2 separate regions of the Homo sapiens genome follow, and region 1 is linked to region 2. Evidence: read pairs that join two places in POLR2A ChIA-PET (ENCODE). Cell type or tissue: Panc1. All regions are shown on one strand. Each heading gives the region's core, and the rest is flanking DNA. Links, peaks and the distances in the headings are about the cores only. Region 1 holds the start of C1orf141 (chromosome 1 open reading frame 141). Region 2 overlaps IL23R (interleukin 23 receptor).

Region 1 (12,336 bases), core at 4,754-7,253, 72 kb after region 2:
AATAAATAGATGATAGATGTTATTATCAACTTTTAAATTTTTTACCATTATAAAAAATATTAAATAAAAATCATCGTTACAAGTTTTGTTCATTTCTATGATTAATTTCTAAATATTAATTTTTGGAAGTGAAACTGCTGAGTCAAAGATTAATACATTTTTTAAGGTTTTTACATAAACTGTAAATTCCCATCCTAACAATGTACAGTTCAACCAGTAGAGCATAGATGTGCATCTTTCTCTGTTCCTTTCCCCAGCTTGCCAAGATGATAAGAAAAAGATTATATTTTATTGGCTTAATGTACATGACTTCGACTATGTCATTGAACATCAAATATATAATTAATGATCATTTGTAGGTATTCTTTTATAAAGTGACTATATTCAGCATACATTCTTTTTCATTATGGTGTTTGTCCTTAGTGATTTGCAAAATTTTAAGATACTCTTTGTTTATACACATTTCCAAGTTTAACCTATCTTACATTTTTAATGACTTTTTTTGACATACAGAAATTTTAAATATTTATGAAATCAGATCTAACAATTTTTTACTTTAAATATTTTGCTTTTGCATGCATAGTAAGTGAAGCCTTGCAAGATGCTATCTTAGTCCATTTTCTGTTGCTTGTAACAGAATATCTGAAAATGGGGAATTTATAAAGAAAAGGAATTATTTCTCACAGTTATGGAGACTGAGAAGTGCAAGGTTGAGGGGCCACATCTGGTGAGGGACTTCTTGCTGCTGGGAGGTCTCTGCAGAGTCCCACGGTGGCACAGGGCATCACATGGTGAGGGGGTTATGCTTGCTCGCTTAGGTTTCTCTTCCTTTTCTTATAAAACCACCAATCCCACTCCCATGATAATCCATTAATCTGTTAACCCATAATTCATTAATCCATTCATAAGGGCTCTGCCCTTATGACCCAAGAACCTTTTAAAGGCCCCACCAAGCTGGGTGCAGTGGGTCTTTCCTGTAGGACAGCTACTGGAGAGGCTGAGGTAGAGGATGCCTTGGGTCCAGGAGTTTGAAACTAGCCTAGGCAACATAGCAAGACTTTATCTTTATTTTAAAAAATATAAATTAAGGCCTCACCTCTCAATACTGCCACACTGGAGATTAAAGTTCAACATGACTTTCGGAGGGGACAAATATTCAAACTGTAGCAGATGCTATACAAATGAATATGTTTACTGTTGTGATCTTTAAAAACATAAGTAAATATTAAGTTGTGGTCTTTAATAGAAGAAAAAGACTTATGGGGAAAAAGCCTAGGACTGAAGAAGTCAAATTTTTGTGAATATGAGTTTTCTTAGAACTTATAATCAAGTTCAGGTAGCAGTTTTTGAGCTATGTTGTGTGGACTGTGTGGTGACAGGGAGAGTGCTGGAGGCATAGAAACATAATGAACGTTTCATGTACCTGCTTTTTGCTAGGCACTGTGCTTGGCCTAGCAAAAGTAAATGACTGGTAAATCATTTACTTCTCAGACCAGCCCTCTGAGATAGTTAATCTATCCATTTTATGGTTTCCTTTCATTTGACAAATATTTGTTGAGCATATTATCAGTCTCTAGGCTTACTTCTATAGAAAAATAAATCAGACTGGTTTATACACAAAGAGAACTTACTGGATCATGTTAGCTGAAGAGGTCTAGAGTAGCTCTAAGTTCAGTGATCGCTTGACCCTGGGCTCAAATGATACTGCCCAGGTCCAGCTCTCAGTTTTCTTCCCCTGGATTGACTCCACTCTTAGGATCTTCATAGTGGCTCCCATAGCATAAGGCTCAAATTGTCATAACAGGCAGACTAGAAGAGGAAGTCTTCTTCCCTGAAGGCTCAAAGTCCCGGAATAAAATTGTCTGGGCCCTGACTGGCCTCCCATTAGTCACCTGCTTCTCCCTGAGCCAGTCACTGTGGTCAGGGTGTTGTGATCTCATTGGCCTAACATAGATAACTTTCTCCATCCTTAGAACCAGGGGGCTGCAGAAGTTCTGAAGTCCCTGTGCTGAGGGAACAGCATGAAAAGACACAGATATAAAAAGCCCAAAACTTTGTGAAAATTCCCATTAAGTTACAAGGTAGTCACTTTCTGTACCATGGGTTTGCTGAGATAAAGCTAGAAAGACAATCAGAACTCAGTTCAACATAGAATGGGCTCAGATGGTAGAAGTTCTATATTCTATGCTGCATGGTTTTGACTGAATTTGGAAGGGAATGTCAAGCCTAGGAAGGAAACAAAGGGAGAAAAAAAACACACACACAAACAAGAAAGAATCCCAGGGTACAATGATATTTACAGCAGGCAGAGGAAGAAAAGTAGGAGAGAGTTGTGTAATTGAAGCCAAGGGAAGGGAATGTTTCAAAGAGCCAGAAGTAAAACGTGTCCAATTCAGAAGAATTGTCAAGTAACATAGGACCTGAAAGACGTCCATTGGATTCACAAATAAAAGAGACAGAAGGTCATTAAGTGACCAACTAGCACATTATCTAGAATAAGAGAAGTAATGGGCAGAAGGGATAACAGGTAGTGATCAGAGAGGACCTGTTAGAGCTTAATATTTCAGAGTTAGGGGATAATGAAGTAAAGATAGCTTTAATCTGGAAAGATAATGAGTTTTGAGGCAAAACTATTGGCTTAATGGATTTATTATGGAAAGGAACATTGGGAAAGTCCCCAAATCTGTAAAAGTGAGAAATGCCTGGGAATTTGTTAGTAAATATGTATGGGGAGATAGTTGTCATTAACCTCAGAAGAGGCAGCTTTTCCTAAGGAAGAAGAAACTTAAAGATGTGAAAGGAACATTAGGAATGGTGAAGAATACTGACACTTCTCCCAGGCTTCATGGTTTGTGTAGGGCAAGGGAAAAAAAATGCTCTTTTCTCAAGAGAGGACAGAAGGCAGGGGTGGAGAATCACAGGCTTTTCACCATTTGGGGATGATTAAGTACAAATTTTGATACTTTCTAAACCTAGTAGGTATATAGTAAAGAATTTATAGGAAAGACTCTCTTGCCCAAAGAAAAGAAAGTCCGGCCTTTGCCCTTGCCTTCTGAGATATAATCTCTGGGCCCTAGGAATGTTATGCCTGATAGAAAGAGCTTTATTTGCCTGGAGACCTTGAGTCATATGAGATAGTCTAACAATGTGATTTAGGATGGGGAGGTGGCCACACCTGCATAGTCTTAGAGTAGGGACTGGCCACTCCAGAAAGATCAACAATGTGACTTAAGGCAAGGGCTTTGGGTCACGTGGTATCCATCAACTTGGAGATAGAGATTAACCATGTGGTTAATCAACCGATTATGCCTGTGTGATGAAGCCCCACTACAAACTCTGAACACAATGATTGGGTGAGCTTCCCCGGGTGGCAGATCTCCATGTGTGCATTGTCATTCAACAATGCTAGGGAGTAACCTGTCCTGACTCCACAGGAAGAGGACAATAAAAGCTCCACATTTGTTATTTCGGGACTGACTCTGCCCTGTGAACTTCTTTCCTTGGCTAGTTGTAATCTGTAACCTTTCCCTGTAATAAACTATAACCCTAAATACAATAGCTTTCAGTAAGGTCTGTGAGTCTTTCTAGCAAATTATCGAACCTGAGGGTTCTATTCAGGGTTTTGACGGCCCCCTGAACTTGGTGTCAGAAGTAAGGGCAGTTTTGGGGAATGTGCTTTCTAACTTTGTAGTTGGCCTACTTCAAAGGAAGCAGGAAAAAGTCTGCAGATTTTATTTTCTTTGTTTTCTTATAGTATACAGTTTATATTTTAAGAAATCTGTATACTTTTAAAATAAAACATTCATTAGGCTCCTTTACCCAGTATTTATCTATAATAGGTTCATGAACTCATTCAGTAAATACTGAATTTAACTGAGAGCAATTAAAGTAGTTAGGAAAAAATCCACTTGAATTCTTTTTTGTGTACATTTACCAAACATTTGTTATTAAAGAGAAAATACTTTGTACTTTGTGTTATATTAATAATTGTATTACTAATTATAAGATGCTGGGCAAATCACATAGTTTCTTTGAATTTCAGTCAGGTCTTTTCTAAAATCAAAGATAATACCCTTTCCATAGATACGAATTAAGGTTTAAGAATGAAAAGTAAAGGATGAAATTAGAACTATTTTAAAGTTGTAGCCTAGTACCTGACATGCAGAACGTGTTCCATAAATATTAACTGAGATAATGATAATATTCTAAGAATTTCATAAGATTCATGCTTTACAAATTTTATTGACTGAAGATTAATGAGTAGCTAACGTTTCTGAACTGAATTCTTAAGAAGCTAATTTTCACCTCTGTACAAATTTTTGAGCTGAAGGTATTACAACAATCTTAGACAAATCACCACTATCAACTAGATTCCAGTTATCAATTCCATACAAACCATTGTTCCTGAATGTATATGGCTTAAAAAATATAATAGAATCAAGCTACCTTGGCCAGTCGCAGTGGCTACTCACATCTGTAATCCCAGCACTTTGGGAGAACAAGGCAAGAGGATCACTTGAGACCAGAAGTTCAAGACTAGCCTGGGCAACATAGTGAGACCCCTGTCCTTACAAAAAAATAAAAATAAAAAAATTAGCCTGGCATAGTGGCATGCACCTGTAGTCCTAGCTACTAGGGAGGCTGAGGTGGGAGAACCACTTGAGCACAGGCGATTGAGGCTGCAGTGGGCTATGATCACACCACTGTGCTCCAGTCTGGGCAACAGAAAAGAATCAAACTACCTTCTACTTTTAATGATTGTATTTTTGTTTTTTAAATATTTGAAATAAATTGATTCCAGTGTTTTCATGCATTGACTATTAATATCAATTTCTAGCCAAATTTGGATTGCTACATAACTATACTTTTTTTTTTTTTTTTTTTTTGCAGTTTTGCCATTGCCACTAGCACAGACTTGTGATGATTAATTCTGGTGCTTTTTTTCCTTTTCTTCTCACAGATGTTGAAGTGCTGTTTTTTAAAGCTTTTCCCCCTATTTTGATGCATCAGATAAGGTACATTCTTGGAATGATGAACAACCCCTGACTTAAAATGTAACCAATATTGTGAAATTCCCCATCATTTTAAATTAAATACAAGCTGTTTTCAAGTCAGTCATTTTTAGATTATGGCTCTAAAAATAAATGATTCCCATGGCCTTAGTGCATTTTCTGCTCACACAAGTGAGCAATAAGGACAAATGGTTCCTTAGGATACAGTAAATACAGCAGAATGTATGTCAGTGTATCTCCATTATGTCTCATAAAAATGCTAAGTGGTATGTGTGTGTGCAGCCAAGTCTGCTACACAACTTGCGTAATACAGTGGTGATTTTACTAACCACACGGGAGGTTTCTTGGCCTTGGAAATAAGAATGGTTTTTTGTTGTTGCTGTTTTTAATATCATAAGCCATGAAAGCAATCTTCCATCAAATATTCAAATATAAACTGTTGACTTCCATTCAGACCTGCAAGCTGTATGGTGGACTTTGTAAGCTTCTTTTTGAAATTCGATGTTTCCAGGAAAGCACAAAAGGAGAAAGGAGGTACAATAAGGGGAAACAAAGTCACTGTTCCCCAGTTCTTTTTACTTGATCTTCTTCTTTTACTTGACTCTCCTTCCACTCCTTCAGCATAATCGGTTTTAATATCCGTAAGCATCTGGGGAGTCACCTGGGCTTTTAGTGACAAAAGTCTGTGGGCGAAGCCCCTCTGAGAAGAGAACTCTGCTCTCTAGGCCTTTCAGAGGTAGGCAGAGCTCGGCAACCGGTTTCTACGGACCGAGGACGCGTTGCTAAGGGACTGAAGGGTGGGGGCGGGGCGAGTAACCCGCGGAGCCAGAAGAGGGAGGAAAGGAGATGAGGTTTGTTTCAGGGTGCGGAAGGGTTGGAAGAGTTGAAAATCAAAATTTGCATGAGGGTGGGAGGCGAAATAGGAAAAACGTCGTTTTACATAAACGGCCTTTCTGTCCCCGGAGTCGGTGGGACGTTCTCCAGCGGGGCCTGGACCGGGAGAGTGTGGTTGAGGTCAGGCAAGTGTGGGACCGCGGCGAGAGGCGAGCCCGGGGGGCTCTTCCAGGTTCGCGGAAGAACCCTTTGCATCTTCTAAACTAAATATTAATGAGCTTCCTCAATGTTGCCCTTAATTTTGCTTTCCCATGAAACGACCATAGGCATAGAGCGTTTGAGTCGGGCTTCCTATGTTTCCAGCGAGATGGAGGCACCTGGGGGAAGGTGACTCGGGGCCGGGCAAGAGATGCGAGAGGCTCTGGGGGCCGCTTAATTGATACATTTCCAAATTGACGACTCCCAACATCCTGGAATGGATGGTGGAAGCTGATCGCCCCTGCGGTAATTGTGCTGCGATTTCGAGCTGGCTAATCAATTCTTGCAATCATTATCTGATTAGTCGCCCACAATAATACTCCACAATCCACGTACATCATAGTTTTAAAATTCCTTAGTAGTTTTTCTTAGAAACTTCCCTTCCAGGCCGGCGCGTTGGCTTACGCCTGTAATCCCAGCACTTTGGGAGGCCAAGGCGGGCGGATCACTTGAGGTCAGGAGTTAGAGACCAGCCTGGCCACAGTGGCGAAACCCCGTCTCTACTAAAAATACAAAAATTAGCCGGGCATGGTGGTGGGCGCCTGTAGTCCCACCTACTGGGGAGGCTGAGGCAGGAGAATCGCTTGAACCTGGGAGGCGGAGGTTGTAGTGAGCTGAGATCGCAGCCACTGCACTCCAGCCTGGGTGACAGAATCAGTGAGACCGTCTCAAAAATAAAAATAAATAAATAAGGGACAAGAAAATGCATAATGCGGAACTAAGCACATAGGTCGGGTTTTTAAATTAGTTCTCAGTGCCTGGGCTGTACTAGCTTGCTGGGACTGTCATGACAAAACATCATAGACAGAGTGGCTAAACAACAGAAATTTGTTTTCTTACAGTTCTAGACACTAAAAGTTGGAAATGGAGAGGTGGGCAGGGTTGTTTTCTTCAGAGGCCTCGCTCCTTGGCTTGGGGTGGTGGCTGCCTTCTCACTGAATCTTCACAACGACTTTCCTCTGTGTATCCTCGGTGTCCCAATCTCCTCTTCTTATATGACACCAGTCATACTGGCCAGAGGCCTACCCTAACAACCCCATTTTAACTTTACTCTTTAAATGCTGTATGTCCAAATACAATCACAGTCTGAGATCCTGGGGCCTAGGACTTCAACATACGAATTTAGGGGCAACATAATTCAGCCTATAATATGGGCCATTTATCAACATTTTAGATTTAAAGAAAAAAGATTCCCCTAAGTCTATCCTTGGAATGTGAGATGGAGATAACTCAGCCAGTTATCTAATTATTGAGTAAACATTAATCATTTAACAGATGAAGTGAGTCCCTACTGTGGTCTCAGTAGTGGACTGTGTCAGATAAGAGTGTAAGAAGTGGCCTCGTCCTCAAGGAGTAAGCATTTGAACTGATAAAGCCACATAATGGAAGTGAATTTTAATTTAAGCCTGCATTTTCTAGATAATTTCTCAGGCCTTTAGTTTGTAACTTTAGAGATTCTTAGTTTTCCTGAGTTGTTTAGAACTTGCTGAAGAACTCTTCTCAGCTGAGCCTATTATATTGACGACACTGGGTTTTGTTATTTTTTGTTTGTTTGTTTTTAGTCCCAAAGGTGCTGTTAAAATAAAATTGTTCTCTTAAAATATTTAAGACATTTTTATTTTAGATATGACTTAGTCTCTGATATGCTAATAATATTGACCTACAATTTTTGTTGAGAGCAAGTTTTTGCAGTGAGGCCTGTAGATGATTCACTGTGAGAGTAATTGGGAATTCATTCTGCCCCAATTGGCATGGCCTCTATTTCATTGTGTTCTTTAAAAACAAACGAACAAACAACAACAAAAAACTGTCACTACTGTGCTAGAAATTAAGAACATAAATCCAAGTTTCCTTTCAAAACAATTTTACCAAGTTTAGATTGGCAATAACCCCATTTTATAATAATACACTCAACTTTTTATTTCATCTTCCAGTAAATCATTATGAAGTAACATCATTTATTACAGATAAACTAGGATTACTCTTCCTAAAAATTTATATTCAGAGACATCTCCAAATTAAATTGTAATTTTCAAATCCCCGTTAGATGTAAAACGCTTTGCCTGAGGCTGAGAGTCGGAGGTGGATAAGTCAATTCTTGCTTCAAATGAGCTTTCAACCCAGTAAGGAAGAGATCTGTCAAAGAGTAAACCTCTTTTTTTTTTTTGAAATGGAGACTCGCTCGTCACCCAGGCTGGAGTGCAGTGGCACGATCACACCTCACTGCAACCTCCGCCACCTGGGTTCAGGTTATTCTCCTGCCTCAACCTCCAAAGTAGCTGGGATTACAGGCGTGCGCCACCATGACCAGCTAATTTTTTTTTGTATTTTTAGTAGACACAGGGTTTCACCATGTTGGCCAGGCAGGTCTCGACTCCTGACTTGAAGTGATCCACCTGCCTCAGCTTCCTGAAGTGCTGGGATTACAGATGTGAGCCACCACGCCCAGCGAGTAAACCTCTTAAAACCTGGTGTAGTGGCTCTTGCCTGTAATCCCAGCTACTCAGGAGGCTGAGAGGCTGGAGGATTGCTTGAGGCCAGGAGCACACAATAAATAGACTGTCACCGAGACAAGGAATGAGACAATGCCAAGGAAAGTTTCATAGAAGAGGTAGTCATGACTGGGCACTGTAATCCCAGAACTTTGGGAGGCCGAGGTGGGCGGATCACAAGGTCAGGAGTTTGAGACCAGCCTGGCCAATATGGTGAAACCCCATCTCTACCAAAAATACAAAAATTAGCTGCGTGTGGTGGCGGGCACCTGTAATCCCAGCTACTCAGGAGGCTGAGGCAGGAGAATCACTTGAACCCGGGAGGTGGAAGTTGCAGTGAGCCAAGATTGTGCCACCGCACTCCAGCCTAGACTGCGAGACTCCATCTCAAAAAAAAAAAAAAAAAAAAAGAAGAGGTAGTCTTCATACCATATTTCATAAAGAGTAGGCTTTTGACTGGAAGACATGTGGGAGAACATTCTGAGTAGAAGGAAATGCAGGAGTGAATGGTGTGCTTGAGAAAAGGGCAGGACGTGTCCAGGAAGTAAGAGTGGTAGAAAATGGTGGAACAGAAAGGGGAAGGAGGAATAAACTAGAAAGGTGGGCTGAGCCAGATCCTGGACTATCTTTTCTTGGATGGTCTCATATGTCATCTGAAGAGTTTGGGTATTCTTCAGGTTATGAGAGCAAGCCAAGGTTTGTGGGCTGGAACTGGTCCTGATCAGTGTCCTGTTTAAGAAAGACAGCTCTGATGGCATTGCGTTTGTTTGTTTTTGGTTTTTGAGAAGGAGTCTCACTCTGTCACCTAGGCTGGAGTGCAGTAGTGTGATCTTGGCTCACTGCAACCTCCATCTCCCGGGTTCATGGGATTCTCCTGCCTAAGCCTCCAGAGTAGCTAGGATTACAAACATGCACCACCATGCCCAGCTAATTTTCTTTTCTTTTTTTGTATTTTTCTTTTTTTAATAGATTTCATCATGTTGGCCAGCCTGGTCTCAAACTCCTGACCTCAAGTGACCCGCCTGCCTCAGCCTCCCAAAGTGCTGGGATTACAGGTATGAGCCACTGCGCCCAGCCCATTTAATATCGTCTTGATTCATTTTGCATTAAAAGATTAGTAGTTAGTTTATGCAAAGTAGTTGGGGAACACCATCATATTAGTACTGATGTTCCTTTGCTCTCAGCATTTATTTGAGGAGACACAAAATAGGCCCTTGATGAACTTATGAAATATAATGATGAAAGCAAGCAAGTTAATCTATAGTGTTTCCTCACCTCCACTTTTTCCCAGGGCCATTTATCCATTAGGCACCATTGGCACATTGCCAAAGACCGATGGGAGAAAAGAATTTGCAAACTGAAAAAATTGTATTAGTTTCAAAATATGAAATTAATACTACAAAACTAACATTCAGTCAATTTCATTAACCGGCAAATTTAGTATTCATAAAACTGTTGTTGACCCTTGAAAATAATTGGTTAGTTTTTCTCACTTCAAAAAAATTCATGATCTGCACAGTGATTTTCCAGAAATCATTCATAGCCAAATAATTTACTCTTAGCAAACTATTTTTAAAGCAAAAACATAAAAATTATTTCATGCTATGGTTAACTGTATATAGAAAAATACAGCTGTGTGTGCATGTGCGTGCATGTGCGTATGTGTGTGTGTATAATGGGATGACATTTTGCCTCTTAAAATGTCCTATGTGGTGTTGAAGATGGGGTGACTAAAAGTGAGAGGTGTAGGACACCTTACTGTAAAAAGATCTGCTTTCTGTTCTTTCTCACAAATGAGCAGCATTGTTTCAGCTGGCCCTCATGTAGTTTATACGTTCCCCAAACTGGGAAACTCATTCACTTCAATACATTGATTCTTCCAGTTATTTACCTGTGTCTTGCTGAAAAATAGAAATCTTTGTCTCCAGTAAAATAAACTTAGGTGGGGAATATGAAAGCCTTCTCCCCCTCTTGAACTCATATTATGTTTAAGGGAAACACAAAAGCTAAAACTCCTCGGAGAGTTTTAGTTTAGTTTAGTTTTACAAGAGGGATGTTTCTTGGGTCTGAAAAGAAAATATGTCCACATAATCATAATGTATGTTCTCTTTCAAAATCTGTCCCCTATTGTCCTGTAAGAAATCCAGAAAGTCATCAGCATTCACATTATGCTAATGCCTTTACCCTGTCAATGTCAAATAAAATATAGAGACTAATCTCTAAAATCAAAATATTTATTTGGGAGGAAATAATTGCAATTAGGGCATACACACAGAGCAGTAGTCTTCAGTATATTCTGAAGAACAAAGAATAGGTTAGAGGTTTTATAAAACCAGGAAATGTTACAAATTGGCACTAGTGAGGTTTTGAGGCACTGACAAGATTGGTAAGTGAAGGCTGTGGGCAAAATTGGTTTAGAGTTGCCACAGGTCTTTTCAGTAGCTATTAGATACAACTGGTTTAGGTCACAGCAGTCAATTTCAGCTGCCAGACTTGCAGAGGGACTGCATTTTTGGAGCGATGTTCTGTGCCCTGAGTGTTTTCTCTTACCCTGGCTTCTCACTGTGTTTTAGTTAGGTACCACAAGAGTGACCCATTTCATATGATCAGCTTTCACAATCCTGGATCTCCCCTTCCCAGTGTGCAACCTGAGGTTGTGTGGTTCGTCACAAGGCAGGCTATCTGCTTGCACCCCCATGGCCCAGAATTTCCTCTGTGTAATTTTTTTTAAAGAAATGGGGTCTTGCTCTGTCACCCAAGCCGGGGTGCAGAAGCATGATCATAGCTCACTGCAGCCTCAAACTCCTGGACTCAAATGATCCTTTTGATTCTCCCACCTCAGCCTCCCCAGCAGCTGGGACTATAGATGCATGCTACTGTGCCTGGCTACTTTTTTTTTTTCTTCATGAGATGAGGTCTTGCTATGTTGCCCAGAGTGGTCTCAAACTCCTAGGGTCAAGCAATCCTCCTGCATCAGCCTCCCAGGTAGCTGGGATTATAGGCACACACCACCACACCCAGCATGTCTGTATACTTTATTTATCACACTGGACTACATCGTGTGATGGAGGGAAAATCTGGATGTAGTGACGTGATAGAGGGCATGCTGGGATGGGATGTCATTCAGTACATGAAGAAATCATACTCAGGGCAATGTATGGTGAAGGAAAAAAGAGTAAAAAAAAAGCTGAAGGAAACCAATTACAAAATAATGTAAACTTTTGGCATCGGATCCTGAATCTTTCTCCTTTCATGAACTGTTGTCTCCATGTGGCATTGCTGGAATAATATACAATATAGGAGAAATATCAGAGATTTTTCTGAGCTGGAAAGAACCTTAGTATTAACATTAATATTCATTGAAAACATTGATGATTCTGTACTTTCTGTGAACGATATCACTTTTACACTTAAATGCCACTGGAGCCCATTTAATTCAGTGAGCAAAAGTATACTGAATGCATGGTCATCTACACAATTTTTTTTTTCTTTTTGAGACAGAGTCTTACTCTGTCACCCAGGCTGGAGCACAGTGGCGTGCCATCTTGGCTCACTGCAACCTCTGCCTCCTGGGTTCAAGCGATCCCTCCTCAGCCTCCCAAATCGCTGGGATTACAAGCATGTGGCACCACGCACAGCTAATTTTTGTATTTTTAGTAGAGACAGGGTTTCAGTATGTTGGCCAGGCTGGTCTTGAACTCCTGACCTCAAGTGATCTGCCCGCCTCGGCCTCCCAAAGT
Region 2 (2,500 bases), core at 1-2,500:
TTTTATGTTCTGTTTCCCTTTTAAAACTGAATGCCTTTAATAGTACCCAAATCACCACTTGAATGCTTTGCTGCGTAGAAATTTCTTCTACCAGACACCCTAAATCATCTTTCGAGTTCAAAGTTCCACAGATCTCTAGGGCAGGGGCAAAATGCTGCCAGTCTCTTTGCTAAAACATAACAAGAGTCACCTTTCCTCCAGTTCCTAACAAGTTCCTCATCTCCATCTGAGACCACCCCAGCCTAGATTTTATTGTCCATATTGCTATCAGCATTTTGGGCAAAGCCATTCAACAAGTCTCCAGGAAGTTCCAAATTTCCCACATTTTCCTGTCTTCTTCTGAGCCCTTCAAACTGTTCCAATTTCTGCCTATTACCCAGTTCCAAAGTTGCTTCCACATTTTCGGGTATCTTTTAAGCAATGCCCCACTCTACTGGTACCAATTTACTGTATTAATCCATTTTCATGCTAATGATAAAGACATACCCAAGACTAGGAAGAAAAAGAGGTTTAATTGGACTTACAGTTCCACATGGCTGGTAAGGCCTCAGAATCATGGTGGGAGGCAAAAGGCTCTTCTTACTTAGTGGTGGCAAGAGAAAATGAGGAAGAAGCAAAAGCGGAAACCTCTGATAAACGCATCAGATCTCGTGAGACTTATTCACTATCACGAGACTAGTGTGGGAAAGACTGGCCTCCATGATTCAATTACCTCCCCCTGGGTCCCTCCCACAACACCTGGGAATTCTGGGAGACACAATTCAAGTTGCGATTTGGTGGGGATGCAGCCAAATCATATCAGGTACTCATGGACATAAAGATGGCAATAATAGACACTGGGGACCACACTAGAGTGTGGAGGAAGGTAGGAAGGCAAGGGTTGAAAAGCAAATTATTGGTAACTATGCTTAGCACCTGGGTGACAGGATCAATCATACCCCAAACCTCAATACCATGCAATATATCCAGGTAACAAACCTGCACATGTGCCCCCGAATCTAAAATAAAAGTTGAAATTATAAAACAAAAACTAAAGTGGCTTGAATATCATGCAAACAATCAGATTAAAAACATGTAAAATAGACATAATAAGTCCACTGTAGCCACTGATGGTTGGCTTTTAAATCATTCATTCACATGCTAAAGCATAATGAAAGTTGAGCTTACATTCCAAGTTTGGTTTGTTGTAGCCTTGTATCTCATTTCACAGGAAACCTTTTCAATTGTTGTTTGACTATCCCAATAAATTATGGTCTTGGGCACTGTAGCATTTATAGTCTCAGCCCTGGAAATGACGGCTGCAGAAGGTATCACTAGAAAAAAAAAAAAAAAAAAAAAGACCTGGCTGTTTAAAACTTGCCTAGGGAGAAACTGGCATCTTTTCGTCAATATCTAGATATGAGAAAGCTCAAAGTAAAAAAAAATAAAATTCATGGTCTAATGAACAATTATGGACATTTTCTTATTTGCTAATTTGTTACATAGAAGAAAACTGCTGTTAAGGAAAATTCTATTCAGCCCATTCCCCATTAAAAAAAAAAAAACTGAACTCTAATAGTCCTGTCTTTCCCCCACCTTTCACTCCCTTACAATCCTAACTAATAAAATTCCAGAGCCTAGCCTTGTTAACAAAAGAGTATAAAAATGAGATAAAGGAGCTATCCCCTCTTCCCTCCATCTGTTCGAGGAGAGATGATATGCACCCAAATTTAGTTCAGATGATCAGATTTGAAAAGATGTTAAATTGAGCCAGGTGTGGTGATGTGTGCCTGAAATTCCAACTACTCAGGAGGCTGAGATGGGAGGGTCACTTGAGCCCAGGAGTTCAAGGTTGCAGTGAGCCATGATGGTGCAACTGTACTCCACCCTGGACGACAGAATGAGAGCTTGTCTCAAAAAAAAGAAAGAAAGGCTGGGCATGGTGGCTCATGTCTGTATTCCCAGCATTTGGGAGGCCGAGGTGGGCAGATCACTTAAGGTCAGGAGTTTGAGACCAGCCTGGTCGTCGTGGCAAAACCCTGTCTCTACTAAAAACAGAAAAAATTAGCCCGGCGTGGTGGTGGTGCGTGCCAATCCCAGCTACTCAGGAGGCTGAGGCAGGAGGATCGCTTGAACCCGGGAGGCAGAGGTTACAGTGAGCTGAGATCATGCCACTGCACTCCAGCCTGGGTGGCGGAGCGAGACTCTGTCAAAAAAGAAAGAAAGGAAGGGAAAGGAGGAAGGAAAAGAGAAAGAAAGGAAGAGACAGAAAGAGCAAGAAAGAAAGAAAGAAAAAAAAAGAGAAAGAAAGAAAGAAAAAGAAAGAAAGAAAGAAAGAAAGAAAGAAAGAAAGAAAGAAAGAAAGAAAGATGGATGTTCAATTCAGATCTTTTATCACAATAATCTTCTCCTTCTCTTGTGTATTAGGGAAACATATGAATATTTATATCTATTGCTAACTTGTTTTGTTCTCCTTTAAAATAAATCTGTCCTTCCTTGAAATTTTATTTGAAGAAAGCAG

The links. ChIA-PET counts read pairs that join two places held together with the same protein. Peaks named below come from ENCODE experiments on the same cell type or tissue, not always from the same donor. Only the 100,000 strongest peaks of a DNase experiment are listed, where the experiment ranks them.
Region 1: POLR2A ChIA-PET joins it to region 2 with 10 read pairs; 5 of 35 experiments call an interaction of 5 or more read pairs at or near these places.

The regions. Positions count from the first base shown.
Region 1 is chr1:67,128,457-67,140,792 of GRCh38, reverse strand. C1orf141 (chromosome 1 open reading frame 141) reads left to right here and starts at 5,823. Exons shown (of 8, transcript NM_001276351.2): 1 at 5,823-5,863; 2 at 9,566-9,651. It also overlaps a transcript of IL23R not described here. RefSeq lists an enhancer at 3,080-3,590. In Panc1, for the core only: no CTCF peak of the experiment used is centred there; no DNase peak of the experiment used is centred there.
Region 2 is chr1:67,205,723-67,208,222 of GRCh38, reverse strand. It overlaps IL23R (interleukin 23 receptor), which reads right to left. Exons shown (of 11, transcript NM_144701.3): 6 at 1,168-1,313. Among named protein-coding and RNA genes, the nearest start is that of IL23R, 41 kb to the right of the region's middle. In Panc1, for the core only: no CTCF peak of the experiment used is centred there; no DNase peak of the experiment used is centred there.